Linked DNA regions of Homo sapiens: region 2 is linked to region 1. A link is an interaction called in ENCODE POLR2A ChIA-PET data of the cell type or tissue named here. Cell type or tissue: MCF 10A. All regions are shown on one strand. Each heading gives the region's core, and the rest is flanking DNA. Links, peaks and the distances in the headings are about the cores only.

What was found. Peaks named below come from ENCODE experiments on the same cell type or tissue, not always from the same donor. Only the 100,000 strongest peaks of a DNase experiment are listed, where the experiment ranks them.
Region 2: POLR2A ChIA-PET joins it to region 1 with 6 read pairs; 2 of 35 experiments call an interaction of 5 or more read pairs at or near these places.

What each region holds. Positions count from the first base shown.
Region 1 is chr12:30,705,339-30,722,227 of GRCh38, reverse strand. It overlaps CAPRIN2 (caprin family member 2), which reads left to right. Exons shown (of 19, transcript NM_001385503.1): 13 at 1,313-1,417; 14 at 3,003-3,149; 15 at 5,552-5,720; 16 at 7,087-7,269; 17 at 8,343-8,443; 18 at 10,599-10,662; 19 at 11,758-12,675. The coding sequence ends at 12,326. Among named protein-coding and RNA genes, the nearest start is that of IPO8, 18 kb to the right of the region's middle. In MCF 10A, for the core only: no CTCF peak of the experiment used is centred there; no DNase peak of the experiment used is centred there.
Region 2 is chr12:30,410,449-30,427,337 of GRCh38, reverse strand. No RefSeq gene overlaps it. Among named protein-coding and RNA genes, the nearest start is that of LINC02386, 120 kb to the right of the region's middle. In MCF 10A, for the core only: no CTCF peak of the experiment used is centred there; DNase peaks (open chromatin) are centred at 9,197 and 9,517.

The DNA of each region.
Region 1 (16,889 bases), core at 1,003-5,002:
ACTGGTCTACTTAAAAAGCACTAATTTGGAAGCAGGAACTGCCATCACTTCTAACTAAATACTAATGTAAATGTCTTTGTTATTAAATGAACCTTTTAACTGAAATTGAAGCCATTTTAAGATTAACTATCAAGTGGCCTAAGATGCCTTAATTTAGCATCTGTGAATCTTCCCTTAGCAACAGAGTTAGTTATTTCCCCACAACAGCCAGTTCTACTTTTCTTGGGCACTTGTCTCATTACTTTAATGACAGAGCCAGAAGAACGACCTAGTTTTAGAAACGCTCTAATCTTATAATGGTTCTAATATTTTGGCCAGATCTAAGTTATGCCTATTTACTTGGGTAATATAAAATGTTCTAAAGGATTTCAAATATTTTTTTCCATAAGATCTTAAAACTCAATCCCCAGTCTCCTTCCTAAAAAGCAACATATCATAATGCCTCCTTCAAGAAGGTCACTGAAACATGATTTCTCTGTTTTGTAACCCTTCATTAGTTTCCAGTTCACCTATTTTATTACTTGGGCTTCTGAGAACCACATAGAAGCATTTAGATAAAAGGAGTGGATTCACTGACACTTTAGATCTTGCTATTGCCAGATTTTTATGGGTGTCTCTCTGCTGTATTTGAATACCTGTTGTGCGATAGAATTCTTTCCTAGCCACTCTTTTAATTTTCTGTTGGTTACAGTTGTCACAACTTTTTTTCCTAATGTGCTTTCTCCCAATTTTTATTTTACATATGCTATCAGCTTGATTTTTCACTAGAATTTTTGGTGCCATTCTGATTTATGTAGAGCTTATTCTTCCTATTTATATTTCAGCCTGCCTCTTTAGGATGCTGATAGCACTTAGCATGAAAGCACAGTTATACTATGATCTCTGGCAGAGCTGTGCCTACAGTGTTAAACGTACCCGGAGCTCACCTTCCCGTGAATGCTATCTACTACAGGGCCAAGAATCAGTGAACATGGGATGAGATGTGTAGTTTTGGTGACCAGGCCTGGACAGGCAGTGTAGCTAGCTGGCTGCTTGAGTTTGAATCTCAGCTCTGCCACTTAATTGTAGTATGATCTTGGGCAAATGTCTTAACCTTTCTTTGCCACTGCTTAATTGTCAATAAAATGAGAATAGTACCTACCTCACAGATTACTGTTAGGATTAAATATATTAACACGTATAAAGTGTTTAGCAGAGTGCTTGACACATGTGCGTGTTCAGTAAGAGTAACATATTAGGAAGGCCAGGGCCCAAGAAATATAAAGTGAACAAAATGTGCCTTTTACAATATTTTGTATTTTCCTGTGTCTAGGCTACTTCTTCTCCAGTTACTTGTAGCTCAAATGCTTGCTTGGTTACTACCGATCAGGCTTCTTCTGGATCTGAAACAGAGTTTATGACCTCAGAGACTCCTGAGGTAAAAGACCAATTGTCTTAATTTCTTTTGTATCTTAAAGAATAGCAGAACCAGTTTATCTTATGAATTACAGGCATGATTAGTTGAATGATGTAACATTTATACTTTATTAATGTATTGCTTTCTATAGATATTGTGATCTTGGAACTTTTACAGGTAACTTTATTGTAGCTTTGCCATATAAATAGATTTAATATGGTATTGCCTTATCTAGTGCAATAAATGTCCATTTTTAATCTAAAAAAATGAAAAGTGTAGGTAGCATTAAGTCAAGTTTTCCACTATATTTACACTGAAGGACTTTTAGGAGAAAAGTCTCTTATTTGTATAAATGAAAGCTCAATAACTTTATTTTATTAATATTAGCACTTATTGAGTTGGAATGAGTTACAATCTTGTTTTGGCTAACTTTGTCAAAAATATTTTCGGTCAGATGCAGTGGCTCACACCTGCAATCCCAGCACTTTGGGAGGCCGAGGCAGGTGGATCACTTGAGGTCAGGAGTTCAAGACCAGCCTGGCCAACATGGTGAAGCCCCATCTCTACTAAAAATACAAAAATTAGCTGGGTGTGGTGGCTCATGCCTCTAGTCCCAGGTACTCAGGAGGCCGAGGACAGAGAATTGCTTGAACCCAGGAGGCGGGGGTTGCAGAGATTGTGCCACTGCACTTCAGCCTGGGTGACAAAGTGATACTTCATCTCAAAAAAAATAAATAAATAAAAACATTTTAACAGTATTATGTTTGTGCTTTCAATTTCAATTCTAAGTTACAGTTTTTACTAAGTTTGAGTAAATCCTTGAGATGGACATAGTAGGATGAATTTTGAGGAGTAATTTAGCAACTATCAGGTATTTTTTGTTAACTGTTATAGAAGAATATGTATTCATTATAGAATATAAGAAAATATAGATAATCCTTAGTTTTTATGGTGCTGGCTTGATCTGAATTTAAATTATCTCATTCCTCATTTTAAGAAGAGGAAGAAGTGATTGTTACCAAGTAACTCACAGCTGTCTGCTTCACAATCTAGTTGAGATTGGTTTTTGGTATTTTTTTTAAGCCTTTGGATTTATAATCTGTTATGTCAAGAACTTGTGGCTTCCTTAGGTAAGGATTACTTAAATTGGATCGGAGTTGTTTTCTGTTTTAGGTAGCTGACTTAGAAACCTACTAACTAATAAGTCTTTAAAATAGAGAAAAATTAACACTAAACAACTAATCCAAGTTTTTTCTTAAATCCAATTCTGATGTATAAATTTTGAATAATATTAGGTTCTTAACTGGAAATTACCATTTCAGGGTTTGAAAAGGACTAGGTGCGTATAAAAAGTTCAGCCCCTCATCTGTTAGACTGATTATTGGTAAGACTCTTTCACTTAGTCAGCAAGCTGTGCAAAGCAAATACTGGTATGCATCCTCAGCAATTGAGATTTGAAATTGTAAGCAAAAGCTATTCTTTTGCATTCCTGTGTCCAAATGTCATCCTAAAGAACTTGCTGACTTATGCCAGTTTGGGTTTTAGAGTAAGTTAACTGCTTGTTATATGGCAGGTGATTGGCTGATGCTGCATTTCTCCTCCCCAGGCAGCAATTCCCCCAGGCAAGCAACCGTCTTCACTAGCTTCTCCAAATCCTCCCATGGCAAAGGGCTCTGAACAGGGCTTCCAGTCACCTCCAGCAAGTAGTAGTTCAGTAACCATTAACACAGCACCCTTTCAAGCCATGCAGACAGTGAGTATGAAACATGAATGATGATTGCAGTTCATTATTCCTGTTAAAAGCCATTGTTTCTCTTACATAATTATTGGATACTATGTGAAAAGTTTGCCTTTTGTAAAATTTATTTGGGTTGGTAGAATTATATTTGGCCAATGGCAGTACTTGTTTGTGGCAGAAGAATAGGAAATCCACAGCCTCTAGAATTTTAAATGGGTGTTTTATCAGAGCATTATTCCTTCTTTTAGAATTAGTAGCAGGCAAAGCTGAGGATCCATATTAAACAAACAAAATGTGTGGGTGAGAAACAGAATTTCTAGCAACAGCTTAATAATACTAACCATTACTAATATCTTTACTAGTATTATTCCCTAACATCAGTAACCTGAAATACCGGACACATACTTGGGTGTTCTGTCATTGCTGAAACTTTCATTTTATTTTATCCTGATCTCAAGATGGTTTTTGGAGATTTGTTCAGATTTGTGTGGTGTTTTGAATTACGTATTTTTCTACAAATTGCAATTAAGGCTTTTTAAAAAAATAATATTACAGCTAGTTTGGTATGTTTATTCTCTAAACACAGACTAGTATAAAACAGTTCTTTGTGGGGGAAAAAAGCCTTAGTGAGCCAATAAGTACCCTTCCTATTGGTGCTTAGTGTCCCACTCCAAGCACTTCGGAGTGATGGTGGTAGTGGGGCCAGTGGAGTAGCATGGAAAGCAGGCACCACCCCGGGAGATCGGCTGGTGAGTCCAGACAGCTGAATTCACTCACCTGATCACTTAGAATATCTTATTTCTAGATAGAATAGTTCCTTGCTTTCACTCTTTTCCTGTCAGTTCATCCTGCACAGTATAGCCACATTGGTTTTACCTTTTCTTTTGTCTAATTAAAAGCAAGCAGTGTTCCATTACAGAATGAAATTTAGTACTCTGACACTCAGTACCTTTTCAAGTCTGTTATAACCTGTCACACTAGTCCCCTGAGCTTGCCTTATATATTCTTGTCACAGTACCTTTTGCTCATGCCAATCTGTTTTCTCTGCCTGTTTGAATCCTACCCGGTACACATTGGTTCTTACTCATTTATTGATTAAAGAATAGTTACAAAACCAGGCACTGTTCTTAATCACTGAGGTTGTAGCAGTGAAAAAAGGAAAGTATGCTCAGGAAACTTAACATTTTAGTATGGAGGTAGGAGGGCTAGGGAGACAAATACCTGTATATCAGGTGCTGTGTGATGTAAAGAAAAATGGAGCAGAATCAGGGAGCTAGAGAGTCATAGAAGGACAGATCGTTGCTTGCCACGTGGTAAAGATTCATTAAATGGTAAAATATTTCATTCATCTTTAGTTTTTGAAAAAAAGACCCCTTACCCTTGTATAGCTTTTATTCTCAGCATTATTATGATAGCATAATAGCAGGAAGATTAACTTTTGCTGTTAGGTGTAAAATCTGTCAGGAATCAAGTAGGAGTGTTTTTTTGTTTTTTTTTTACTATGGTAAAATGTATGTAACAGAATTTACCATTTTAATCTTTTTAAAGTATACAATTCAGTGGCATTAAGTATATTCATAATGTGCAATCATCATCACTACTTTCAGAACTTTGTCATTATTCCAAACAGAAACTCAGTACTCATTAAACAATAACTTCCTGTTTGTAACCCCCTCCACAGCTCTGCTAACCTCTATTCTACTTCGCTTCTATGAATTTACCTATTCTACCTCATATTAGTGGTATCCTACAACATTTTTCCTTTTGTATCTGGCTTACTGCACTTTGCATAATGTTTTCAAAGTTCATTTGCGTTATACAGTGTATCAGGATTTCATTTTTGTATGGCTGAATAATCCATTTTATGTATGTACTTCATTTCGCTTATCCATTCATCTGTTGGGAAATTGAGTTGTTTGTACCTTTTGGCTATTCTGAATAATGCTGCTATGAACATGGGTGTGTAAATATCTGTTTGAGTCCTGCTTTCAGTTATTTTGGGTATATACCTAGAAATGGAATTAGTGGATCATATGTTAATTCTATACTTTTTGAAAAGGCAGCATACTGTTTTCCACAGGGCGACTGCACCATTTTGCATTCCCACCGGCAATGCATGAGGGTTCCAGTTCCTCCGCATCCTTGCCAACACTTATTTTCTGTCTTTTTGATAATAGCCCTGCTAATGGGTATAAAATTTTATGGCATTATGGTTTGGATTTACATTTCCCTAATGACTAATGATGATGAGCATGTTTTCATGTGCTTATTTGCCATTTATCTTCTTTGGAGAGATGTCTATTCAAGTCCTTTGCCTGCAAAATAGAAGTTTTTGAATGTACAATTTTGCTGGATACCACCCTTAAGCATTTTCTTTGAAACTTCCCAAATGACTCAGTGTGTCCTTGTCTTTTAAGGTATTTAACGTTAATGCACCTCTGCCTCCACGAAAAGAACAAGAAATAAAAGAATCCCCTTATTCACCTGGCTACAATCAAAGTTTTACCACAGCAAGTACACAAACACCACCCCAGTGCCAACTGCCATCTATACATGTAGAACAAACTGTCCATTCTCAAGAGACTGGTAAGATCTTTGCATATGATATTTGGAAGACTTAGAGGGACAGCCAATTGAATGGACAGCAAGTCTAGGAAGTCTGTAGTGACACTTTAGAAGTATTTTCCTGACCAGTAAGCATTATTTCTTTACATGTTCCTCCAGTGTTGAGAAAAACCTAATGCCCTTTTTTGTGTTAAGTTTACCTATTAATTTTAATTTTTGTAGAGATAGAACTTAGATGACGGATTTAACCTTGAAGTAGGTTTGTATTTTTAAATCTATTTGCTTTGATTACCACAGACAGTGATTGAGGTAGATGGGCACTATCTGGCTGCTTATATGAAGGTTTTGAAACCATTCTGTTAATCCTTTTAACAAATGGTTATCTGTCCTTTTCTATCTTATAATAAAAGATTGAAGATATGACTTAGTATGCTCATTGTACTGTTTGCTTAGAGATGGGAGGCTATTTTGATTTTTCATGCTGTTCTAAATCATGAAAGAATAGGTAACTTTGTACTCATTTCTTAATTTAAATTTAAGAAGCACTTGTAGATTTTTTGTATTGGTATTTCAGATCCCTATTGAGTTTTTTAACTGAAGTCGGAGCAAATGAATTGAGCATTCTGAGTACTTGGCTAATCAAGTGATGAAGAGGTAGTAATATGAATTCTGGGACCTAGGCATAGATGACCTGATTCTGTTCTCCCCTCTACTGTTGAAAGACAGGGCAGGTGACTTACGTAAGGGATATTTTTGTCAGGTGCCTTCTCAGATATTAATTAGAATCCATTTTCTTTTACTCCCTCATCTGGAGTATTTAGCCTGCTTTTTAAAAATTGTCGTAAAGTATACATAACATAAAAATTACCATTTTAATCATTTTTAACTATATAGTTCTGTGGCATTAAGTACAACCAAACTGTTGTGTAATTATTACCACTGTCCACCTCCAGAACTTTTCATCTCCCCCCAACTGAAACTTTGTAATCATTTAATACTAACTCCTCCTCCTCCTCTCCCCCCAGCCCCTGGCAACCACCATTCTACTTTCTGATTCTGAAAATGACTGCTCTAGGTACCTCATATAAGTGGTATACAATATTTGTGCTTTTGAAACTAGCTTATTTTACTTGGCATGTCTTAAGGGTTCATTCATGTTGTAGCATGGGTCAAAATTTTCTTCCTTTTTTAGGCTGAATAATATTCCATTATATATATGAATTACGTATTTGAGTCATGTAGATGAATTATATACATGAATATATGTATCTCCTATTTATTTTTAAAGGCAGCAAATTGTATTAATGATTTTGATATATATTGGCTTTTAAGTATAAAGACTATTACCATTTAACTCTTGGACCCTAAAATCGTTTTTCTTAAGCAGCAAATTATCATCCTGATGGAACTATTCAAGTAAGCAATGGTAGCCTTGCCTTTTACCCAGCACAGACGAATGTGTTTCCCAGACCTACTCAGCCATTTGTCAATAGCCGGGGATCTGTTAGAGGATGTACTCGTGGTGGGAGATTAATAACCAATTCCTATCGGTCCCCTGGTGGTTATAAAGGTATGCCCTGAATAAAATTGAATTATACTGAATTATTTTGTCTGTGTGTTTACTTGACTCACACCATTTTTACCTAACCTTGCTCCCTTTTGTCATTTGCAACGTAGTAGAGAATTTCCTGTTTGTGGATAATAAAGTATTTTTAATATACCTATTCTCCATAACAGAGGAACTAATTTTCTGTATGAAAAGCAGATTGATTTTGTGACTTACTGAAGTGGAAAGTTTCACCATATTGTTTTACAAAGGATGAATTTTCATATTTGAGTAATGTTTTTCTTTTGTTGACTTAACTCTGCTAAAAGTGTATCATATTTACAAGATGCCCATTTTCTAATTATTTCTAGTTATTTGTTAGATTATGTCACAAAGAAGAATATAGAATTTGAGACTATAATAGTGATATTCTCTTAAACTGTTGTTATGGTTCCAAGTGTCCTAGTCACTACTTATTATTAACAAAAATACTCTAGACAGGCTGGGTGTGGTGGCTGACGCCTGTCATCCCATTACTTTGGGATGCCAAAATAGGAGGATCATTGAGGCCAGGAGTTTGTGACCAGCCTGGGCAACATAGTGAGACCCTACCTCTACAAAGAATTAAAAAATATTAGCTGGGCATGGTGATATGCACCTGTAGTCCCAGCTACTTGGGAGGCTGAACTGGGAAGAATGCTTGAGTCCAACAGTTTGAGGTTACAGTGAGCTGTGATCTCACTACTGTGCTCCAGCCTGAGTAACAGAGCGAGGCACTGCCTATAAAAAAGCAAACAACAACAAAACAACCCTAGACAGAGGCCCTAAGTACCTAACTGCCCTACCACCACCCTTTCCCAACCCCACCTTGCATTTAGCAGTAGTAAATTTATAAACCTGGCTTATTTGAAGACAGCAATGTTCTATAAATATGTTTTACTTTGGAAGCAATATTAGTAGAGTTTGCTTAAAGAGGGCATAAGTCTAATGATGGCATTATATAATCAATTTAACTTTTAAAGCAATATAGAATTAGACTGTTTAAAAGTTTAATATGATTTTGTCCATAATCTTATGTAAGTTTGTTTATTTATTAGGTTTTGATACTTATAGAGGACTCCCTTCAATTTCCAATGGAAATTATAGCCAGCTGCAGTTCCAAGCTAGAGAGTATTCTGGAGCACCTTATTCCCAAAGGGTAAGTAAGAATAGTTGTCATAGTTGAATAGTGGTACAGTTGTTGATGTTAAGCTGGTGATTGAAGTATATCGCAGAGTCATAATTTGTTTTCTGAAAGTGCACTCTTAGTTTTAAAACTACTTGTAAGTCCTATGGAGAAGAGTTGAGTTGGAAGTTTTTGCAATTACCCAAGAAAGATAAATGATAATTGCTTGTTATGTGGAACTTAGAAGGTGTTAAGGACATTATTAATCATGTTGTTTGCATTAACTCATTTGCTCTTCCACCTCACAGGAGAAATGGGTTCAGAGGTTAAATAACTTACCTAACGTCACTTATCAAGGAAATGGTAAACTAAGATTAGAATGTGACTTTCTTACTCCAGAGCCCATGATTTTAACTTTACTACATTGCCTTCAGCTTAACTTGCCTAAATAGCAAATGTAGCAAAGCCCTTTTTCGTTAAGTTTTTTGTTGTTGTTTATACTTACTTGAAGAACCCAGCATATTTTCTTTACTACATATGGTAAAAGACTCATAAGAGGATGTTAGAAATTCCACTTTAACAAAACTTGGGAACTTACGGATTTGAATCTATAATACATCAGCATATTCAGTTTTGAAGTTTTACAAGCTTTTGAGTATGTGTATGGTACCATACTGAGTTCTGTTGGTAATATATAAAATACCTATCCTTGAAGAACTTACAGTTACATAGGGTAGGATGGATATCCACACAGAGGCAGTATTGAAAAGGGTGAAGGCCAGGCGTGGTGACTCACGCCTGTAATCCCAGCACTTTGGGAGGCTGAGGCAGGTGGATCACTTGAGGTCAGGAGTTCGAGACCAGCCTGACCACCAACAGGGTGAAACCCCATCTCTACTAAAAATCAAAATTAGCCGGACGTGGTGGCACACGCCTTAATCCCAGCTACTCAGGAGGCTGAGGCAGGAGAATCGCTTGAACCTGGCAAGTGGAGGTTGCAGTGAGCAGAGATAGCGCCATTGCACTCCACCCTGGGCAAGAAGAGCGAGACTCTGTCTCAAAAAAAAAAAAAAAAAAAAAAAAAGAGTGGAAAACATCTTGGAATCTAAATGCCTTGGGTTTGACCCCTCATTTATCACTTCTCTTGCCATGTGACCTCAGATAAGTTAGTGAAACTTTTTGAGCTCTAATTCCTCATCTGTTAGTTTTTCATCTAACACTGAGGTATTCTCCATGAGATATTCTGAGAATTAAATGAACTAAAGCACCTAAGTGCTTAGCACTACAGAGCCAGGTGTGTATATCAGCCGTGCAAATATTAGATGTTATTATGTGATCCTCAGGGAATGTATGTGAGGGGAGGATGTTTATTAATACAGACTTAGGTAAAAGAACTGTCTCTTCTTAATACCACTATTACAGTATTTTGTGTGCTCTTTTACATTTTTCCTGAGGAACAAGAAACTGATAATGCTAGTTGCTATTGCAAAGGGGCAACTGGGAGTATGGAGTAAGAGGCTTTATTATTTTTATTGTGTACCTTCTTGTCCTGTTTCAATTTTTATTGCATATAATAATTACACCACTAATTATTCTTTTCATGGGTTGTATGAAGTTTGGCTTCCTTCATACTTGAGTTTGTTTGAAGTACTGCCCCTGGAACATTTTTTCTTAATATATTAGATTATATTTCTAGGCAATAAATATATTTATACAATATAATTTTTTATCAATTTCTTAAAAAAAAATTCCCAAACCCCAACACAGTTGGTATTGGTCTTCCCAGTTTGGTGTATAAATAGAGCAAGGTTGAGAAAAGTCTGTGTTTTTGCTTTATGATGTCCTTTTATACTGAGATGAGGGACAGAGGACCATGCCACATTTAAAAATTTCTCTCATTACCTAGCATTGTATCTTTTACATAGTATTCTCCAAGTGCTTTGTTGTTTTTCAGGTATTAACAGATCTGATTGGTCAGGTTAATTAACAGGTGAAGCAAGTAATGCCACTGTTGCCCTTGCTTTGTTTTTCTTAGTGTTTGGAAACATCTGAGCCTCTTTGGTTGCTGGGGAAGGCCAGGTAAAGAACTAAGGGGACTAATCTTATTTGCCAGCCGGTAGTCCTGTGTAATAACCAATTATAGTCCTGCATTTTTGATGCCAAGGTAAATATTATATGTTCACTTTAGGATAATTTCCAGCAGTGTTATAAGCGAGGAGGGACATCTGGTGGTCCACGAGCAAATTCGAGAGGTAAGGGTAATTAGCTGAATAGTTTTCTTACCCAGCACATGTCTCTAGTTCTTTCTGCATCCTCTACCAAGTTCTTTCCAAAGCACATTGCTTTTTAGCATTTATCTTGTTGAGGTTTTCAATTTGCTTGAATGTAGTACTAAAGTACTAAGGGAGATACTAGACCACTAGATAGGCTATGGAAACCAATTGCAAATTGAATTAAAAGGGTGGGTGTTTTTTAAAAATCTGCTTGACACTAGAGCATATTTAACTTTATATATTCACTATGCTGATTTCGAATATTTTTCATGTGATGATTCACGATGGTGGTTTTTGTAATAATGGGTACTTCTTACTGTAGTGTCACTGCATTAATAGATTCAAATAAGCACAAATTAAGACACCGTGACTTGAGACAATAGCAGAATAGTTATAACACTTTTTAAAATGTGAAGGAACTATTAAAAGTTTGTATAAGGGAGAAGAAAAATCACTGAAGAGTAACTTTGGCACAGGAAAGCAATCTTTTCCTTCTGAAAAAATAGCTAGTATTCAATTTGCCTTTGCCTTAGTGTGAGCAGTGTTTTTGTATGGCACTTAAAACATTACAAGTGTATGACTTGGAAATAAAAAAAGCATTCATCATCATGGGACTTAGTTCCATATCAATATATCTCTGAATGGCTAGTGGCTAGTAGTTCTAAAAATTGGTTCTTTTATGTAGTCTCCATTTTCTTGAGACCTTCTACATTAGGTGCTTTGTAGAATGACCTCTGAGAAATTAAGAATTATGGGAGGAAGATGAAGTAAAAAGTGTTCAGACCTGAGTTTTAGACTTTGCTAAGTTATCTGGCCTTTTGGGGGCCACATTTTCTTAATCTTAAAAAAGGATCAGTTAGACAAGATTATCTTGGACCTTTCTGGCTTTAGAAGAGTATGTAAAAACCTATTACCAGAAAAATCTAGAAAAGTATAATCTAGCTATATATTGCTTTTGTTTTGGAATTTACTATAAAATGTATCTTTGTCTGTTTCAGTAGCCGACTAATGTTAAATATTGTGTTCAAAGCTAACTGCTTCATTATGAGAAACTCACTGTTGCTAATAAAACAGCAGGGTGGAGTGATTCTTCTCAGGTGAGCAGCCCAGAAAGAGACAACGAAACCTTTAACAGTGGTGACTCTGGACAAGGAGACTCCCGTAGCATGACCCCTGTGGATGTGCCAGTGACAAATCCAGCAGCCACCATACTGCCAGTACACGTCTACCCTCTGCCTCAGCAGATGCGAGTTGCCTTCTCAGCAGCCAGAACCTCTAATCTGGCCCCTGGAACTTTAGACCAACCTATTGTGTTTGATCTTCTTCTGAACAACTTAGGAGAAACTTTTGATCTTCAGCTTGGTAGATTTAATTGCCCAGTGAATGGCACTTACGTTTTCATTTTTCACATGCTAAAGCTGGCAGTGAATGTGCCACTGTATGTCAACCTCATGAAGAATGAAGAGGTCTTGGTATCAGCCTATGCCAATGATGGTGCTCCAGACCATGAAACTGCTAGCAATCATGCAATTCTTCAGCTCTTCCAGGGAGACCAGATATGGTTACGTCTGCACAGGGGAGCAATTTATGGAAGTAGCTGGAAATATTCTACGTTTTCAGGCTATCTTCTTTATCAAGATTGAAAGTCAGTACAGTATTGACAATAAAAGGATGGTGTTCTAATTAGTGGGATTGAAGGAAAAGTAGTCTTTGCCCTCATGACTGATTGGTTTAGGAAAATGTTTTTGTTCCTAGAGGGAGGAGGTCCTTACTTTTTTGTTTTCCTTCCTGAGGTGAAAAATCAAGCTGAATGACAATTAGCACTAATCTGGCACTTTATAAATTGTGATGTAGCCTCGCTAGTCAAGCTGTGAATGTATATTGTTTGCACTTAATCCTTAACTGTATTAACGTTCAGCTTACTAAACTGACTGCCTCAAGTCCAGGCAAGTTACAATGCCTTGTTGTGCCTCAATAAAAAAGTTACATGCACCTTCAGTGTTCCTATTTAATTAAACATTTAGTTGAGAGGTAAAATATCTGCTTTTTAATAGTCATCACTGATAACTCTTGAATGGTTATTTCTTCATGGGCTCATGCTGTTATTTTAAAATAAGACATATATATATAACAGTTCCTTCTAGGGTTACTTTTCTCTGATATTATACATGCCATTCATCAAAACATTTGATCTGTTTTCCATGGGCCAAATCATGCATTCTTCTTGAAGCTATTCTGTTTTGCAGTAGGGCATGGGCTTCCTTTAGTCAGCTATCTTTGGGTAGCTACTACATGTGTAGTAATATACAATAGGAGATACACAGGTAATACTACTGGCCCACCATCAATAAGACTTACACTTTCTAGTGGATTCTCAATTTAATTTGAGCAGGCAAAATGCTAAGACATTGAAAAGCAGAGGCTCTGTGGTCAGGCAATGCTGTGTTTCAGAGTCCTGATTCTGCCACTTAGTAGCTAATCTTAGAGAAGTTATGTTACCTCTAAGATCTCTCTCTCTTAAATACTGTTTCTCAAATGTAAAATGTGAATGGATGATAGATTACCATCAGGACAATTGTGAAGTTTAAGAATATATCTAAAGGATTGAACGTAGTGCCTGGCACATACACGTTTAAGAAATGCAGTAAAATTTAGTGTTCGTTCTAGCCATATGATACTTTCTCACACTTAAAGCTTGTATGTCTTCAGTAATAAGGTTTTTTATTTCTCAGTTTAAATAATAATTTTTGGCCTGGTGCAGTATCTCACGCCTGTAATCCCAGCACTTTGGGAGGCTGAGGTGGGCAGATCACCAGAGGTCAGGAGTTCGAGACCAGCCTGGCCAACATGGTGAAACCCTGTCTCTACTAAAAATACAAAAATTAGCCAGGCGTAGTGGTGGGTGCCTGTAATCCCAGCTACTTGGGAGGTTGAGGCAGGAGAATGGCTTGAGCCTGGGAGGCAGAGGTTGCAGTGAGCCGAGATCATGCCACTGCACTCCAGCCTGGGTGACTGAAAGAGACACTGTCTCAAAAAAAAAAAAAGAATTTTAAAAAGTGAGCATTTTGGTTGCATTTTCGGGACTATATTAAGGGTTGCAGAAGGGCGTTATTACACATCAACTAAAGCAAGTAATCTGCTGAGGCAGAAAATAATTTGCCGGGTCTGACCCACAGACCCTGGCTGAACTATGGATGAAAAAATGTACCCTGACACAGGTATTTTGCCTGACAGAGTGATGAGGGGACTTCACTGCTCAGCACCGCTGACGAGAGAGTACAGCGAGAGTGAAGCCCCAATAAGCCAGCAATATTTGTATTTATTTAGTACAGATTTAATGACAAAAGCTTTGAGTCAACACACGTGTGGGTAATTAACATGCCCGCTCCCCTCCCCCACCCACCAAGAGAGCAGTCCTGTGCACGAATGATTAAAGGCCAGGTTCCAGGTTCCGAAGCCTGAGTAAACTAACTTACCTAGATCAATTCCTTTACATCCCCTTGTTATCTAACCTAAGCTTTTAAGAGAATTCAGCTGCCTTCAGCCAAATTGTCTTTTGAAGCTTTTGCAGAACCTCCTGGCCTTCCAAGAAGGTTTGCTTCTTTCTATAATTTCCTCTTATAATTTCTCCCACCGCCCTGTCTGAACTCCTACAATAATTGTTTTGATCCTCCTCTCTGAGGTGTTGAGTAATCTCAGGAAAACGGTATAACAGCATTACGTTTATTACAGTTGCTATTTTTGAGCTGGGTGTGGGTTCAGCAATTACACCCTGAAGCCATGTTTAACTCTCCATGGTGTTAAATGCTAGTGTAGTGTTCTCAAGATAGAATATGTGATTTGATTCAGTACCTCACATAACTTTTTCAGCTTATGGTAGGAATTTTGTAGGGTAGGGATAATAGTATTCCAGTTAAAAAAATTAGTTCATGGCTTTTATGTCCATAACACAACTAAAAAGCACATAGAAAAGTGGTAATATGATTAAATGATGGAGGGGAAAACTTGATGTTTAAGAACAATTGGTGATCAGTAGGGCCTTTCTCTAGCTGTGAATTTCGTACTGCATTAAAGTATTCAGCGTAGTTTTTTTCTTACACACACAATGTTTATTTAAAATACTCTGGGCAACTCTATATTTTTTTAAAGATAAGTGTCCAACATCAAGAGAGTCATTAATTAGGGTATCCCCTTATGGTAAGAGTCATATTTTAGGAGAGTATTTGAAATGTTACTTTGCTAAGTATAAAGATAATGAACTAGACATTTTTTGACTTATAAGAATGAATGGACAAGATATTTCATTCTGAAGCAGTATAACTTTGAAGCTAGTTCTGGAAGCTATTACTAAAAGCAGATGTCTTTACGGAAAGATGTGCACATACACAGAATTTACATACATTTGTAAGAGATAGAGTAGGGATCCAGAGATATCTAAAGTCCATTTATGGACCTTGTGGAAAGAACTTATGTTTTGCTGGGAAGATCTTATTGTAGATATGGCTTACATGGAGAGACATTCCATATAATTATTCCATATAATTATCTGAATATACAAATACTTAGTTGTTTTACTAAAAGCAGAGATGAGGGAGGTAAAAGAAGTTTCCTGTTTACTAGATTCTCCTCGGAGTTTTTTAAGTTTTTTAGTCTTTTATTAAGTGATGTCTCTCCTCCCTACGCCCAAAGTTGTGAGCCACTGACTTTTATCTCCTCTAAAATGATTTGAGTAAATGCAGGCATTTAAAGCAGGATTTTTTTAAGAGGTTTGCTCACTTGTTTCCTGTACTAGTTATCTGTCAACCATCCCATTTTTCTGTTTACCTTTCTCAATTCCATAATAGCTTTATTTTTACAATCCTATGACATCACATACTGTGTTTTTATACTCTTAATCTTTCCTGTTTGCACAGTTAAACTCTTTAGCTTTAATGATCAGTGTTCTATTGTGAGCCTTATGATAACTAGGATGTTATTTTATGTATTTTAAAGGTGAAATAATTGTTAGCATATACAGTGTTTCCATATTGCTAGGTACAGTGGCTTACGCTTGTAATCACAGCACTTTGGGAGGCTGAGGTGGGTGGATCGCTTGAGTGCAGGAGTTAGACCAGCCTGGGCAACATGGTGAAGCCCTGTCTCTACAAAAAGATATAAGAAATAAGCTAGGTGTGGTGTCGTGCCCCTGTAGTCCCAGCTACTCAGGAGACTCAGGTGGGAGAATCACCTGAGCCTGGGCGTTGAGGCTGCAGTGAGCTGTAATTGTGCCATTGCACGCCAGCCTGAGTGGCAGAATGAGACCCTGTCTCAAAATAAAATGTTTTTTTGTATGACTTATCTCCTCCTCTGCCAAATACTTTAAATAATTTTGATGAGAAATTTAGCTCTCTGGTTTCTCTACTTGCTACTCTATATCAGGGGTGTTCTTACTGACCACTTTCGTGATTAGGCCACAGTAGTTTTGTTCTCATTTCGACAGTTTACAGGTACAGCTCATTTGCTACCAGTGCAAGATATTGAATGCTAGATTATAAAATGATTGTATTCATTATTAATACCAAGAGGACTTAGCCTCAGTAATTCTGTTTCTCAAGCATTACTCCTTTATTCATTTTATTTCAAAGACCCTAAACTTTGGTAATGATTAGTCTTTCAAATATTTGGGTTATCTGATTTGTATCTGACTCTGGGACTACAAAGATGAACGACATTCAAATATTCAGACACCTCAGGTGTGTCCATTTCACCCACTGAGAGCAAGTCTCTTTAATTATTCATTTGATTTTTATCACACTTTTCCTCCTCTCTGTCTGAAAGTGTTACTATTCAAAAACTAGATTTTTGGATCACTTCTATAACTTCCTTATCTTTTCTCTTGTTTCTGATTTTTATTGGGAGATTTCTTTGACTTTATCTTCCTACCTTTTTATGAAGTTTTAAATTTTCATTAACATTCAAAATTTCTAAGTAGACCTGTTATCTGAATGTTCATTACATACAGTTGTCCCTCAGCATCCATGGGGGATTGTTTCCAGGACCCCTACAGATACTAAAATCTGCAAATGCTCAAGTCCCTGATACAAAAGGGAGTAGTGTTTGCCAATAACCTCCACACATCCTCCTGTATACTTTAGATCATCTCTAGATTATAATATGCTGTGTAGATGCTATGTAAATAGTTGTTATACTGGATTGTTTAGGGAATA
Region 2 (16,889 bases), core at 7,638-11,637, 300 kb after region 1:
GGTTTCTAGATACAGTACTGACAACTGTTTAGGTAACTTTTACCATTAGAATCTTCTAGCCAGTGGAACATGTTTATATTTTGTTTTCAAGTACACACATGAAGGCCCAATAGTGATAAAAGGCTTGGGATCAAAAATCACTGAAAAGTCTCATATTTTTATTGCTATTTAATCTAAGTGAATGTCACTTAATTTTGATAATGGTAAATTACAAGTAAAGGAGCTTGAGAGAAATCCAAGTCAGTATAATTTCTTTAAGGACAAGGCTAATCCTTCCTGAACATTAAAACTTTGTACCTGAGTCATAGATTTTCCTCATTACCCAAAGGAAAAGATCTGAAACCAGCTGAAATTATTGATTGAATTGAATTACCTTGGAAACAGACACCATTTAAACATTTTTATTCTCACCTACTTTTTGTTTTCTTTTTTTTCTTTTTTTATTTTTTTTGAGAAGGAGTCTTACTCTGTCACCCAGGCTGGAGTGCAATGGCACCATCTTGGCTCACTGAAGCCTCTGCCTCCTGGGTTTCAGTGATTCTCCTGCCTCAGCCTCCTGAGTAGCTGGGATTACAGGTGTGCACCACCACACCTGGCTATTTTTTTTTTTTTGTATTTTTAGTAGAGACAGGATTTCACCATATTGGTCAGGCTGGTCTTGAACTCCTGACCTCAAGTGATACGCCTGCCTCAGCCTGCCAAAGTCCTGGGATTACAGGCATGAGCCACCATGCCTTGCCCCTCACTTACTTTTTCAAATAACAAAATAATGTGCTATTTCTGTTCAGAACCTATAAAAATAAGCATTTAAAAATTTATTTATTGCCTGGAACCTTAAAGCTCTCCTAGCTCTATAGGTTGTCAGAGATGAGCAAACCCCATCAAATGTTAAATAGTTGGTGTGCTCTACCAATTTTGGGAGGCTTGACAAAGGTAGCTTAGGAATTTTAGATAAAATGAACAAATGATGAATTGTTCAAAATGCATAGGAAACAAAATCACTGTTCATAGAACCAAATAAAAGCCTTCCATTAGAAACTTGAAAACAATGGTCTTATACATGTATTAGAAGTAAAATCCAAAGGAGAACAAACAGCAAATAAATGAAAATTAGGAGCAAAGAACAAATAAATAGGAAACCAACCTCAAATTTTTATCCTACTAGATTTACCTTGGAGGCTGCAGTGTTATTCAGAGCCTAAAAACACATGACAGATATTTTGTTCCTGGTACACAAATTAAGGTCTTTAAGTCCACCAACACCACTATAGCTTTTGTGCAATTTAGAAATTTACTTCAGGCATGTGACTGATAAGTATTTTAGTGCTAGTAGTATCTATGCAAAACAGCAAAAACAGTGTGAAACATAGCAATGCAAACATGCATGTGAAATTTGACTCTGTGCTAAATATGGATTTATGCTTAACTATATTAAAAAGAATTTCCAAATTACCAATATGTTTCTTTATAATATTTCTTATTTTACCTTCATCAAGACTAAGAGCTTTAACTATGAGATATGCTAATTAGGCAAATTTTTCCAATTTTCTGTCAGGTTTTAAATAAAATTTTACTATCTAAATATTTTCAACTTTCTAATTTCTTTGTATGTGTATGATGACAGACACACAGAGAAACAGGAAAAACACTACATATGACTTACACAGACCATCTATGACATGCTTGTGAAATGGAGAGTTCCCTGACCCCCCCCCCAGCAGGATGTGCAACAGGGGTGTGGCTTGTCTATTTAGTCATGCCACCGCTCAAACAACTTATGGGAGGGGGAACACACAGATGGACAGGGCAGGGGCTGGGATGCTGAGCACCAGCCCCACTGCAGTGCCCGGTGGTGGGAATCTGTGACCCCTAGAACCCAAGTGGGCGAGTGTTACAATGCACTCTTTTAGCCTTTCCATCCATGGACAGTTTAAGTGTTAACCAGCTCAGTGAACCCTCTGCCTTTTTGCAAGGGCAGAGGGCCAGTGTGACAGCTTTTTGTATTCCAAGCTCTTGTCCAGAGTCCTGGAAGAATCAGGTCACACACAGACTTGAAGGATGGTGAATGTGGGGGTTTTATTGGTGGTGAGTGTGGCTTTCAGCAGGTTGGATGGGGAACTGGAAATGGAATGGAGTGGGAAGACGATCTTCCCCTGGAGTTTGGCCATCCAGTGCTGATTCTCTGACCATCCCCAGCTGAACTCCTCCTGATGTTCCTTCCCTTCTCTCCTTCTCTGCCACTCTTCTGCTCTTCTGTTTGTCTGCTTGTCTCCTGCTGCTGGAGCCTAGGGTCTGGGGATTATATGAGTACAGGATAGGGGGGCATGGTGGGCAAGAAGGCAACTTTTGGGCACAAAAACAGGAATGCCTGTCCTTATTTAGGGCCACAGGTTTCTCGGTTTGAGGGTGGGGTCTTTGCTGGGGAACCACCCTCTTCTACCCAGTATTTCCCTGTGTCCTGTCCATATCATTTGGACCTTCTTCTGAAGACATTTCTATTTTTTTATTTTACCAATAATTTTTAAGCCAGCTTTTAAATTAAAGATTTACTTAAATCATGTGAACTTAAAAATTGCTTGGACTTATTTATTTATGAGCACTCTTTTATTTATAAGCCATATTGGTATCCTATAAAAGCAACACAACATCCAGATGCACGTACACACACACATACAAACAAAGATCCAATAGCTTTTACTTCAGAATTCTAGCCATGAGACAGCAAAACAAACTCACTGGTCTATGAACATGTTCACATGGCCAAACTTTGTCCTGATAGAGTCCAATGAAGGATCCGAACCAGAATTTTGGGTAAAGCAATTTCCATGGTAGTGTGATTTGGAAAGGCAAACATCCCCAGACTCCAAAGAACACTGGGGGCAAACAGCATCACAGAAAAACACCACCTGGAACCTACTGACCAGGCCTAACTGTGCTTAGAACAGCAGCATAAAAGCTTGAATACATGGAACTCCATCCTACTTTCCTATTCAACAGCAAACTCCAGATTCCAATGAATATTGGGACCAAACAGTATTACAAAAGAATATCAGTTTATTGAATTCTAATTTCCCATGACTATATTGACAAATGCACAAACAAATAATTATCAAAACACAATCTCACTGCCTTAGCAAAAGACAAGCGCCAAGAGTACCCAAACTGAAGCAGTCAGGGTGCTTCCTCTCTCCATCAGTTGGACTTGATCAACTTACAAACAAAAATTCCTTAAAAATTTCCCAAGTTGAGAGGAGCTAATCCTGTTGTCTGGTACCCACGAAAGACATTCACTTGCCTGGACACACACACAACATTTACACACAAACCTCCATGAGTGTCCAAATGGAAACAGTCAGAGTGCTTCTCTCTCTCAGTAATTGGGCTTGTCAATTTGCATACAGAAATTCCTTTAAAATTTTTCCAAATTTAGAGGAGCAGATCTTGTTATCAGGGCCCACAAAGGACACTCACCTATCTGGATGCAGATGTCAAGTTTCAAAGGCTGTTCTTCCTAGGCAATTAGGAACAAGGTTGGGGCCAGCAGTGGTGGGGTTGCAGAGAGAGAGAGACCAAGACTCCCCTCTGGCCAAAAAAGGGTTGAACAGCTGCTAAGGAGGGCTTCTGAAACTCTTCTGGCCCACAGTAGCTGAGACACAAGGAAAGACTTTCAGGTCAGGGAACCAAAATCTGTTACTGAAACACCAGAGGTTCAGTCTGGGTCCTGTGGTTTGCTGCACAGAAAGCCAATTGCTGAGATAATATGCATTGCCAGGGAAGAAGGCTTTAATTGGGTGCTGCAGCCAAGAAAACGGGAGATCAGTCTTAAATCCATCTCGCCGACTAAAATCAGGGGTTTATATAGCAGGGAAGAAATGTAACTACATGCAGGAAAACAGGAATTAAGCACGGATAAGGAAGTGGAGTTGATCAACAGGAAGCAGGCGATTGGTTAGACAATTGTGATGGGTGAGGGGTCTGGCTCCTCATTGTCCAGATGCAGTGATCTGGTAAGTTTCAGTTACTGGATACTATCTGGGAAGCCAGATGGTTGATTTTTGGCAAAAGGAACTTAGATAAGACAAAGTAACTTTCTCAAGTTTTAAGACTGGGAGGGCTACCTAAAATATCAATTCTGTGGGCCAATTGGGCCAATTTTATGTTCTTGTTTGCCGTTGTTAAGCTTTTACTCTGAGAGAAATAGGAAGCCACTGGAAGATGTGAAGCAAAGAAGTGACACAATTTGATGTGTTATTCTGGCTGCTGTACTAAGAATAGACTGGAGAGAGAGCAAAAGGTTAGAAGCAAGGAGATAAATCAGGAGAGAATACAGAGACTTGGACCAGGGTGGCAGTGAGGAGTGAACAGATTCTGGATATACTTTGATGGGCAGACTAGACAATTATTTAGTGATGGATTGAGAGAAAGATGTCAAACATTTTGGCCTGAGCAACTGGTGGTATAGTTTTTCCATCAACCAAGAAGCCTGTGGTGGGGGTGTAGGGTCATGAGGAAGGACTGGAAGCACGGTTTTGACCCCGTGAAGCTGGAGATGAATCTGACATCCAAGTACAGATGCATTTCCAGCACTTTTATTTCTGAAAACCTTCAGGTCTCTTACATTTACTTCTAATTTTTTCTTATAACGTTTCAGGAAAAAAGGTAGGAGACCTGGAATCATCAGGGTTTCCAAGTGTAAAAAGTAGCACATACAGACACATACAGAAATTATATAATCTGTCTAAAGATTCAGAGTTAAGCACCAACCCAAATTTTCTTTCTTTCCTTTATGCTAGGCAGATACTTTTAAAACAAATGTTGTCTGGGAATTGTTGTTGGTGGGGTATTCTTCTCCAGGCATTTGGGTATGTCTGTTTTTTTTTTTTTTTTTTTTTTTTAGAGACAAGGTTTCACTCCTGTCACCCAGGTTGGAGTTCAGTGGTGCAATCTCGGTTCACTGCAACCTCCGCCTCCCAGGCTCAAGCCATCCTCCCACCTCAGCTTCCCTTTTAGCTGGGACTACAGGGTTGTAGCATCACACCTGGCTAATTTTTGTGTTTTTAGTAGAGATGGGGTTTTGCCATAATGTTGCCCAGGCTGGTCTCGAACTACTGGGCTCAAGTGATGTGCCCACCTGGGCTTCCCAAAGTGCTGGGATTACAGGCCTGAGCCACAGCGCCTGGTCTTGGGTCGGTCATCTTTACCTCTCCTTCATAGACACTTTAGGCAGCATATTTAAGGCTAAATAGAAACAATGTAAGGATCTGGCCATTAATCACGTCAGTGTCCAATCCATTAAGCCCTTTCCAATAGGCTTTCTGTGTGGTGAACTTGCTTTAGCTGCTTTTATCCTTAATTTTACTTTCCATGATTTTCTTAGGACAGAAAAGGGTGTGTTCCTTTAAATAGATAATAAATACATATTTCACATTCTCAGTAGAAATAGGAAGAATGGCTTTAAGTATTACAAGAAAAATCTTTTCACCTTTAAAACAGTTTTCAAAAATTCAGAAATATGGCGAGACTAAGTAATAATAGGTCCTTTTATAAAAATATGATGGAGCATTAAAAATAATAGTGACTTGAAAAGCCAATTCTACTTTTAAAATGTAGCAATTATTTTTGGCACACTGAAATTATAATACAGATTATGAAATCTTGCTGGGAGTCATAAAGAGTCAAAAAATTTTAAAAAAGAGCAGAAACTAAGAAAAAGGAAAAAAGGTGGGCTTTTTTCTCTTCATAATCCAATGATCTAATTCTTCCACCAATAATGTTAGTAACTCTTTAAGGACTCAGAATAAATATGAGGAGGCAACTCTAGTAAGTCATTTTGTTATGGAATACTTTGCCTCTGGAAAATATATTTATTCCAGGAAGGTAAATAGTAAATATTCAACTATTAAGTGATGTGGAAAAACTCTGCTGGCCCTGGATCAAAAGACAACCAGGTACCATGTTGCAGGTGCTGACATGGTCAATGACTGTCTGAGGCCAATGCACAGGCAGTAAAGGGGTTTATCAAGACAGTAATGAGTTTAGAAAGGCAAATTTATTCAGAGAAAAGAGGGAGATACATTGCAAGGGAGCAGTGGGCAAGATAGCAGAAAGAAGGCTGTCTACCAAGAGGCAGAGGCTGGAGGGGAATCTTATAAGGTTGTGCTGCTTAAGCTGAATGCTTGCAGACAGAATGCTTGGGTGCAGGTGGGCTGTGAGCGAGGTGCTGTAACAGGATGCTTAGGTGCTAGTGCAACTATTTGCGGTGACCTAATTAATCAGAACTTTCACTCCTCTCTACCCCTATTTTTGTTTCTGCCAGCTAAGCCCACTTTTTTTTTCTTTTAACTCCTTAGGGCTCCACAGCATAGTCTTAGGAAGAGGGATTAGTACAAGATCGAGCCTAGAGCAAGGAGAATAACTTCACAGATGACATATTAATAATCGACTAAAATAAATGCCTTGACAAAGAGTTTGCTCTCCGACTTTGCTGTTGAACAAAAAGTTGCATTTCTATTGTTTGTTTTGTTTCAACCCCACCACCTAGGAGAATGAAAAAAATCCAGCAAAGGTTGCAAGATGTTTTATGAACAACCACAAAAGAAGATGATGATTCATTCCTATTTCCTGCCTATGTTATGCTAAATTTCCAAACTCCTTTAAAATGGTCTTAATGTTTTCCTTCTGTATTTTCATGCTCAGGTAATAACTACAACATCCATTTTTAAGTAACTCACTGAATATCCCCATTCTTTGTTCCCCTTGATAAACATTTAATTTTAGTAGAGTGTTTTTATGTTATAGTCTACCCTTCTGTTATATTTGAAGATACTGACTTCCCAAACTATGCTTCAGTTTTAAAAATCTGAAAGTATGTTATTACCATTAGCTCTTATGACAAGAATTTAAAGAAGTTCCCTGTCTGTCACCTGAGATGGAGGATGAAGGGAGGTGGGGAGGATTAATTTTCATAAGCAACAGTTACATACACATAGATTCTGATCATGCCTAGCTCTCCAAATATACAGACTCAAAAGAGGTAGCCAACTTGATTTCTTTTTATTTTATTATTATTATTATTATTGTTTTTATTATACTTTAAGTTCTGGGTTACATGTGCAGAACCCGCAGTTTTGTTACATAGGTATACATGTGTCCTTGTGGTTTGCTGCACCCATCAACCTGTCACTTACATTAGGCATTTCTCCTAATGTTATCCCTCCCCTAACCCTCCACTCCCCAACAGGCCCCACTGTGTGATGTTCCCCTCCCTGTGTCCATGTGTCCTCATTGTTCAACTCCCACTTATGAGTGAGAATATGTGGTGTTTGGTTTTTTGTCCTTGTGATAGTTTGCTGAGAATGAAGGTTTCCAGCTTCATCCATGTCCCTGCAAAGGACATGAACTCATCCTTTTTTATGGCTGCATAGTATTCCATGGTGTATATGTGCCACATTTTCTTAATCCAGTCTATCATTGATGGACATTTGGGTTGGTTCCAAGTCTTTGTTATTGTGAATAGTGCTGCAATAAACATAGGTGTCCATTTGTCTTTATTGTAGGATGATTTATAATCCTTTGGGCATATGTCCAGTAATGGGATTGCTGGGTCAAATGGTATTTCCAGTTCTAGATCCTTGAGGAATCACCACACTGTCTTCCACAATGGTTGAACTAATTTACGCTCCCCTGGATTTCTTTTTATTAAAGTCTGACATTTCTACAAAATGGAGACAGGAGCCCTTCTTAGTATTCCTGGATTTAAGCTGTGACAATTTCATGATGATGGTGATGATGATGATCATTACAAAGACTATGGAAACAGGTGACAGGTATTCATTGCTCCCCATGTGCTGGTTACTGTACTGAGTGCTTCATGTGGCTTGCCGTGGTCCAGCCTCACATGATGGAGCAGGGAGGCTCGGTGAGAGGGCTCACACATCTGGGCAGCGGCAGAGCCTGTCCTCAGACTCAGGTCAGTTCTAATCACTCCCCTCCACAACCTTCCCTCCCCTCAGCCTTGGGAGTCTTGCACTGGAATCCACGCAGCTCAACTCCACATGCACACAGGGGCTGCCCCCAACATGGAGGGGACTGGTTCCTGGGCTCATCAGAGAATAAGTGGTGAGAAATCCACTTTGTCACTCTGGGGATCTGACAGGGGATGCCTGTCATGATAACATCAATTAACTGACAAACTAGAAGGGATCTTAGCAAGCAATCCTCCATTTCCCTCATTTTTCAGCTGAGGAAATGGGAACCCTCAGAGGTGAAATGACTTGCCCATACTTAACATCTCATTGAAATGGGAAGAACAGAATAAACAAACCAGAGACCTTGCTATGAATGGATGTGCAAAAAGAGACACAGAAGGACAAGGACCTGGGTGAATGGACATTGGCTAAATCATCTTTGCCATATTAAAAAATCCCCTATGAATTTATAGCTTCTCTAAAAATGTTCAGTTTTTAAAAAATGCCTTCTTGTGTCAAGTCAGATTCTCTCTTAGTCACTCCCAGAGTTTGTTCATACTTCTCCCACTTCTGACACATCCAATCACAGAATTCTCCCTCTCTGCCTGCCATTTTTTTCCTTTGGACTCCATTAATCCTGCCCCATGATCCCAGATACCCTTACTCTTCTCCTCTGACACATCGCAGAGTGACCTCAGGACCTGCACATCCCATCCTCCATGGGTCCACGGCAGAGCCTCTTGAGGAAACCCAACTGTAAAGTGACACGTTGGGTTTTGAATTAGATAGAGGAATGATTTGTAGACTTTTCTTCAGAATATGCACCCCTTCAAAAAAAAAAAAAAAAAAGGAAGGAAAAGAAGAAACAGCTACACTTCACTAAGTTCAAATGCAGTGTTTGGAAAGAGAATGATAGTGATTTACACAGAAGCTCACAAGAAGGTTGAGGGAAAAGCTGCTCAACAGGATGAAAGACAAAGGCTGCACAGACTTGAAGGTAATATATGTAGTATGTGATCAAACAAATCACTGAAAAAAAAAAGACTATGGAAGACTATGGATAGGAGAAAAAAAATGTGTCTCCTGGGGTGGAGGAGTTACTGAATGTTTTGAGCTAGGGAGCAGATTTTTTGTGTGAAGACAATTTCCTAAGATTTTCACCCTGACAATGAATCACTCTGCAGAGAACAGTGATGGGCCATCTATGGGAGGGAAGATGATGAATGTGTCCAGAAGACTTGAGGTGACTAAGGAACACTTGTGGAAACATTCGCTGACACTTTCCTAAGCTCTGCGTCTGTGTACTACTTGGCACTGTGTAAGGGATGGCCTAGCCCCCGGCTCACAGGTCCACAGCTGGGTTTCTGTCTTTCTCGCATGCCCACCTGACTCCTCACCCTCAGCTTAACCCTTGAAAACTTTCCCCTCCTGGTTTTTCTGCTTTCTAAATTCCATCTGCCCCTCACTTATGAGTCACAGTCACCACTCAGCTGGGTAATTAGTCAGTGTTAACTCATCTCTGAGCAGCAAAAAGCTAAATCCTCAGGGAGGATGGATTGCTTCCATCATCACAGCCCCTCCCGCATAGAATTCTCTGCTGAGATACAGGAAGGTTGAGACACAGGCAGGCAAATTCATGACCTCACTTATTCCTTCCCTCTCTCACTTCATTCCACTGACTATTACTGAGTACCTATTGTAGGCAAGGCACAGTGCCAGGCAAGAAAACAGCTGGGCCATTACCAACACAACCATTTTTTCTCATTAAAAACATCCAAAGACATTTGGTGGCAAATTTCATTATGGTTCATGCAAACATAAGGAGAATGAGTCCTGTAAATTACCAAGACATCCTGGACTGAGCTGAAGATGAATTCTCACAGAGCTGTTCTACACTTACGTGCTAAGATGGCCTGTGAGTTGTATTATTGTTGATTTGAAAAGTATCTCCATTTTATTATTGCTTTATATGTGTGTATATTTAATGTATTTTAAATCAAAAAGGTATTCTGCATGTAAAGGACTTTCAGCTGCTTTCAGTTCAAATGAACAAACACTTAGTGAATGTCTTAATTCATTCATCCAGCTGTGCACTCATTCAGCTAACTAAATGAATATGTATAGTTGGGGCTTATATACTGATTATCAACTCAAGTGTTGTTACTATGCCAGGCAAGGGTGTAAAACAAAGAAAACTGTAGACAAGGCATAGTTCCCATGCTAGGGGAAAAAAAGGGATGTCTGACTCCACATTCTGGTGGAGTCAGACATCCTTTAAGTTTACACACATATGTGACCTTCGATTATTGTTACATCTAACATGATAAATGGGAAGTGCAAAGACTAAGATGTGCAATGGATGTGATGGGACCAAGAAGGAGGATCCTCTTTGTTTCCTAATAGAACCTATGAGATGAGAAATCAAATCCCAGCTTCTTAGCCTTTCACATATGGCCCCCACCTTTCCAACTCTGTAATCTTTCGCTTCCATATGCGAAGCCTGTGAGTAAAGAAATTGGCTTCCTAATTTTACTCAAACATGTCACAAATATTTCCAATTTCATGTCTTTGCTTGTTTCCTATTCTTGTCTAGAGCGTCAGAAACATTGTAGTGATGATTCATTTAAATTCTACTTTTCCTTTAGGTGGCTGGCACAACTGATATTTATTTTTTTTGTCATTGTTGATGAATGGAATATTCTTTCAAATGTAATGTGTTACTGAATTCTTTCATTCTTCAAATATTCATTGAATGGCTACTGCTGTACATGTTACTATTTCTTCCAGGCACTGGATTTACAGTGCTGAATACAACAAAGGTCTGTCCTTGTGGAGCTTATATTGTAGTTGAAGGAGGCAGAAATATACACATAAACAAAATGAGTCAGGTGGCAATTAATGATATAAAGAAAAAGGGGGCAGGTTAAGAAAGATGGTGGGGGATGGGGAGTGCCATTGTATATAGGTTGGCCTAGGGAGGTACCTGTGCTAAGGTGAAATTTAAGAGAGATTTGTTGGAAGTGAGAGAGCAAGTTGGTAGCTATCTGGGGGAAGAGTGTTTCAAAACAGGCTGGAACATAGTGAGAAAGGGAAAGAGGGGTAGGAAACGAGAGGCTTAGGCTCTGGAAGGACTTAGCTTTTATTCAGAATGAGGTGAAGCCTTCTGAAAGTCTTGAGCAGAAGAGTGACATTCTTTGGCTTACACGGCAAAAAACAAACAAACAAAGAAAAAACAGTTCTGACTGTGTGTGGCTATAGGTTACAAGGAGGCTAGGGTAGAAGGAGGGAGAGCCATTAGGAAGCTTTCATGATGACATAGACCTGGACTGGATTGTGGGAAGTGGAGAGAAGTGTTCAGAGCTGGATGTATTCTGGACATATTTTAAAAGTAAAAGTCAGCAGAATTTGCTATTGGATAGTTGTGGGACGTAAGGGGAACAGGACTTAAGATGATGGCAAGGTTTTTAGCCTGAGGAACTAAAATAACGAGCTTGCTATTTACTGAGTTTTCAAGATGTTTCAGAATGTTCGATGGTGGTAGGAACCAAAATGTTTGTTCTGGATATGTTGAGTTTGAGATGCTCTTTAGACATCCATTCAGAGATGTCAGAAAGTTGTCTGGAAATATGAGTGTGCAGTTCAAGAAGTTCAAGCCAGAGACTGAATTTTTTTACTTGTAAGTATATAGATGATATTAAAGCCAGGTGACTGTATTTAATGCCAAGAGACATAATCAAGACAGTGAGATAGGGAAGGAAGAATTTTAAGGATGAGATTTTAGGGTACTCCAACATTTAGAGGAAAGAAAAATGAAGAGGGACCAGCAAAGGAAGTTGGAGGGGCGAGTGAGGTGAGAGGAGAACCAAGATTGACTGCAGCCAAGTGAACGAGGTAAGTAGGAGTCACCTCTGTCAAATATCACTCAGGCAAAAGAAGATGGAGACTTAAAATCGATCAGTGGGTTAGAAAATGAAGTGGTCACTAGAACCTTTGACAAGAACTTTGATGGGTAGAAGTGATGGGATTAGAAGCCTAACTGGACAGAGATCAAGAGAGATCAGAGGAAAGGTATGGGCGCAATGAGTACAGACATGTATTTTGAAGCATTTTGTAAGAGAGGCGAGCATAGATATAAGATAGTGGCTTTTGGCAGATGTGGGAACAAGGGGAGATGTTTAAAGATGAAAGATATTACAGTTTGGCTATATGCCAGTGGAGATGATTCAATAGAGTGGGAAAAATGGATGATGCAGGAGAAAGAATGGCCATTGCTGGAGTAATATTTTTGAGTAGATAAGAGGAGGTGGGTCTAGCACAGACAGTTTATCCACAGCAAATGGAAGGAAGGCAGAGTCCAGGGTTAGAGGCACAAGGTAATTTGGGAGATGTGGTGAGAATTTGTGGCTGATTTATTCTAATGTTTTCTATATTCTCAGTGAAATAGAAAACCCAGCCATCCACTGAGAATAATAGGGAAGGAAGTGTTTGAGATGAGTGAAGAAGGTGTGAGAAATAGTTGTCTATGAAATGAGAGAGTAAATTGACTAGAGAATGAGCAGAATAGCATGGCAATATCAAGGGTCCACTTAATGTAGGTGGTCATGAATTTAAACTGAGATTACCAAATGAAATTACAGTGATAGAACATGAGTCATAATTTGCTGACATATAGCAAAACAATGACATAAAAGTAGCTGGGTTATAAAAATACCTGGGATAAAGCATTAGCAATAGCAATGGATCTTTAAACATCCAATTTCAGGTAAATCTAAATTCTGTATTTTCCAACACAGTCTGAAATGTATCAGTAAGCCCATTTACAAACTGTATTGAAATGACATATACAAAAAATCTCAGCTTTGGAGCATGGCCTGAATACCAAAGTTAGTCAAGGTTACTGAACTGGAAAACTGATATAAGCAAGTAGCAGAAAGTTGCCACCATAGGTAAATAGGTAGCATGTGGAGGAACCAGTTAAAATAGTGAGAAGAGGTTGAATCAACTGGGCTGGCTAAGACTGAGACAGTGGTCTCACCAAAGCCCGGGTTGGACAGAGTGACAATGGCAATGCCCAGGGCAGTGGTAGTCATGGATAGATGGCCCATGGCAATATATGATCAGTGTCTGTTCTATGAGTGACTGTGTGGTCTTGATGCCAAACCCATGCTGGTATGGGCAGTAATGGTAGAATGAAGGGGATTTTCCTGTCATGAAGTCATGAAGGGGATGGAGAACATGGTTTTTGGTGAGTAGGAAATGAAAAGTGAAATGTGGTCTAGGAAAAAAAAATGATTAGCATTGGCATAGAGCCATTCACTACTCAATGTGATCTTAATTGCCTAAGTCCCACTTTATTTTCCATTTGGTATATTAAAACATGATGCTTATTCCACTAAATTTCATGATTACTTTTTCTGGAATTGGCCAAAGTATTCCAGAGTGATCTATTTGCAACAAAAATTACTGCTCAGTTTACTGTACATATCTATGACAGTGCAAGGGTCTGTCTTATCCATAATCTACTCCACATCTTTTTGGGGAAGAAGATGAGATATAATAAGCAAAAAAAATTTTACAGTAAATTTTAAGCAGACAGACTAAGGTGGCTGCCATGATCCCTGCCTCCTGTTGTTTGTGTGTTTGTGCAATCCCCTCCCCTTAAGTGATGAAGAGGAACTGGACTTGTAGCCTTTAGTCTATAGCAAAGGTGAGGGGTTATCATGTCTGTGATTATGGTACATTATTTAAATTTTCATGTGCTAGTAGGCTGATAGTGGAGATGCTCCCTCTTACAGGCTTCTTTTTTTGTGGGCACATAGAAGATGTATATATTTATGGGGTATGTGAGATGTTTTGATACAGGCATGCAATGTGAAATAAGCACATCATGGAGAATGGGGTATCCATCCCCTCAAACATTTATCCTTTGAATTACAAACAATCCAGTTATACTCTTTTTTTTTTTTTTTTTTGAGACACTGTCTTGCTCTGTTGCCCAGGTTGGAGTGCAGTGGTGCGATCTCGGCTCACTGCAAGTTCCGCCTCCCGGGTTCACGCCATTCTCCTGCCTCAGCCTCCTGAGTAGCTGGGACTACAGGCGCCTGCCACCATGCCCGGCTAATTTTTTGTATTTTTAGTAGAGACGAGGTTTCACCATGTTAGCTAGGATGGTCTCGATCTGCTGACCTCATGATCTGCCCGCCTCGGCCTCCCAAAGTGCTGGGATTACAGGCGTGAGCCACCGCACCCAGCCCCCAGTTACACTCTTTATCTTAAAATGTACAATTAAATTATTATTGACCATAATCACCTTATTGTGTTCTCAAACAGTAGGTCTTATTCATTCTTTTTAACTATTCTTTCATACCCATTAACCATCCCCACTTCTCCTTACAGGCTTTGAAGAAGTCAGCTGCCATGCTGTGGGATGGCCTATGGAGAGAGCCATGTGGTAAAGAACTGTGGGCGGCTTCTAGGTGCTGAGTGTTACCCCAGCTGACAGCCAGCAAGAAGTCAGGGACCTCCATCTTACAGCTGCGAGGAGATGAATTCTGCCAAGAACTGAAGGAATGCAGAAATGGACCCATCCCAAATTGGGCCTTCAGATGAGAACAGCCCTGACCAACACCTTGATTGTAGCCTCACAGAGGACCCAGCTAAGCTATGCCTGGACTCCTAACCCACAGAAACTGTGAGATAGTAATTGCGTGTTGTTTTAACCTGCTAAGTTTGTGGTACTCTGTTACACACAATACATAATAGCTCACATTCTATTTTTACTTTCTTGTTCAAATGTAAGTGTAAGAGAGAGATGCTTGTTTGACAATCTCTGTTTTTCTAACAGCTATCTGTGTGCTCTTTTTGTGAGTAGGTTGATGGGGGGTGTGACATGGACTGGCATGATGACAAATCATAACAAGGCTGAGAACAGGTATGAATGGAGATCCCTGAGACGATGCGCCCCTGCTTAAGTGAGGAGATGCACTAGCCCCACCCTACCCCATCCCTCCATTTTTACCAAATTGTCACCTTCATTGGTGATACTCCCATTGGTCAGGCTGCAGATTTGTCCCCAGGGGGACATGAGAACTAGGCTTGTTTTCCAGGTGCCAGAGCCTCAACTCATAATTTGTGTTGTTTGAGGGACTGATGTAAGAAAAGATGAATAGATAGATGGATGAATTGGAACAGACAGTCACCTCCAATAGGAAAAGAAAAAGCCTCCAAGTCACCCTGCCTGGGGCTGCTTCACTGCTTTGCATCCATGCACAAAGGACATCTTGTCGTGGTCATTACTAAGCCAGTCAGTTTTCTCTCTCACTCTTAACCCCACCCAAGTTTCTCCATTTACGAGCATGTCTCACAGTTGTAAAATAATAATAAAAATAATATTAAATCTCAAGACACCCTGTGAAAATGTAATGAAAATCCACTACCAAATACACTACCGATTAATAAAATTCAGTAATTTTTATTCCTGTGCTGGGAAGCTAAGTTAGAGGACATGGGAAATAGAGAACTATGCTATAAAAAATAGAACCAATGGCATTAATTCTCTTAAATAATCAAAATTTGACTGGTGATTTTCCTGATTTATGTCACTCTTTATTGTAAGCCAACATGCACAGTCCAGCTTGAATCTGCAAGAGTCATAAAGGAAACCTCAAGTGGATGTTCATACTACAGTCCTCCTGGGGCATAAACATTAATGGTTCATAGAAGAAAATAGAATTATCAGCTTTCACTGCTTAAATGCCTTTTATCTCTACTGTACATACATTCTGACAGAGTGATTACCCTAATCTCAAGTGTTGAGAACAAATTAGTTCATTTTAAAATTCATTATTTACAAAGGATTTAGTTCAATATTGAGTTTCTAAATGAACCTCTACATCACGTAAGATTAAATCCAGCCCCAGTGTATCCGGGGTGTGAATAGTAGTAGATGATGGAGAGGCATAGAATGTATCAAATTCTATAGTAGTCATAGTCTCACAAATAATTGGCACAGATTTTTTTTCTGGCAAATAACAAACTACCACTCAAGCCAGTTTCTTATGAAAAATAAAAAATCAGAATCAATTTCTAACTTTGTCTTGTAATTATTTATATTAAGTAACAAAATCTTGAATTCTAAATACTGACTCTTCTCAACTCTGTACAAAATTCTGGCAAATTCAAAAATCTATGCTTGCATCATTTACCTATATTAATCCTCCAACGTGATGTTTAAAAAGCCCAAAATATTCTGCAACCAGAACAATGTCTAATTTGCTTCTCAAACCTATAGAAATTGTGTTTGTTTTCAGTAAGTGTAAAAATGTATGAGACAAATGTTCCTTACTGGCCCATGGAAGGTAGGGTTTTGGGAAAGAAAGATAATGTACATGCTATTTTATGTTAATTGTTAATTGTTTTGTATGTATTACTCTGTAGCTTTATAAAACATAGATTATTTAAATATTAGTAAAAATTAAATAAATACTAAAACTAAACATAAATTAGACAAAGATTGCAAGCATAAAAATAAGGCCGAGCAGGTGGATCACAAGGTCAAAAGATAGAGACCATTCTGCCCAACATGGTGAAACCCTGTCTCTACTAAAATACAAAAATTAGCTGGGCGTGGTGGTGCGTGCCTGAAATCCCAGCTACTCAGGAGACTGAGGCAGGAGAATCGCTTGAACCTGGGAGGTGGAGGTTGCAGTGAACCAAGATTGTGCCACTGCACTGCAGCCTGGTGACAAAGTGAGGCTCCATCTCAAAAAAAAAAAAAAAATTGCACCAAAGTTAGGCATGAAGAATTGTTTGATTTTATCAAAGGAAAGATTTGTATGTCTTGCAGGCTCTTTATTAACTCAAAGCCTTTTTTTTTTTTTTCATTTCCCATCCCCACTCCCTGAAAACATACAGAGAGCAGTT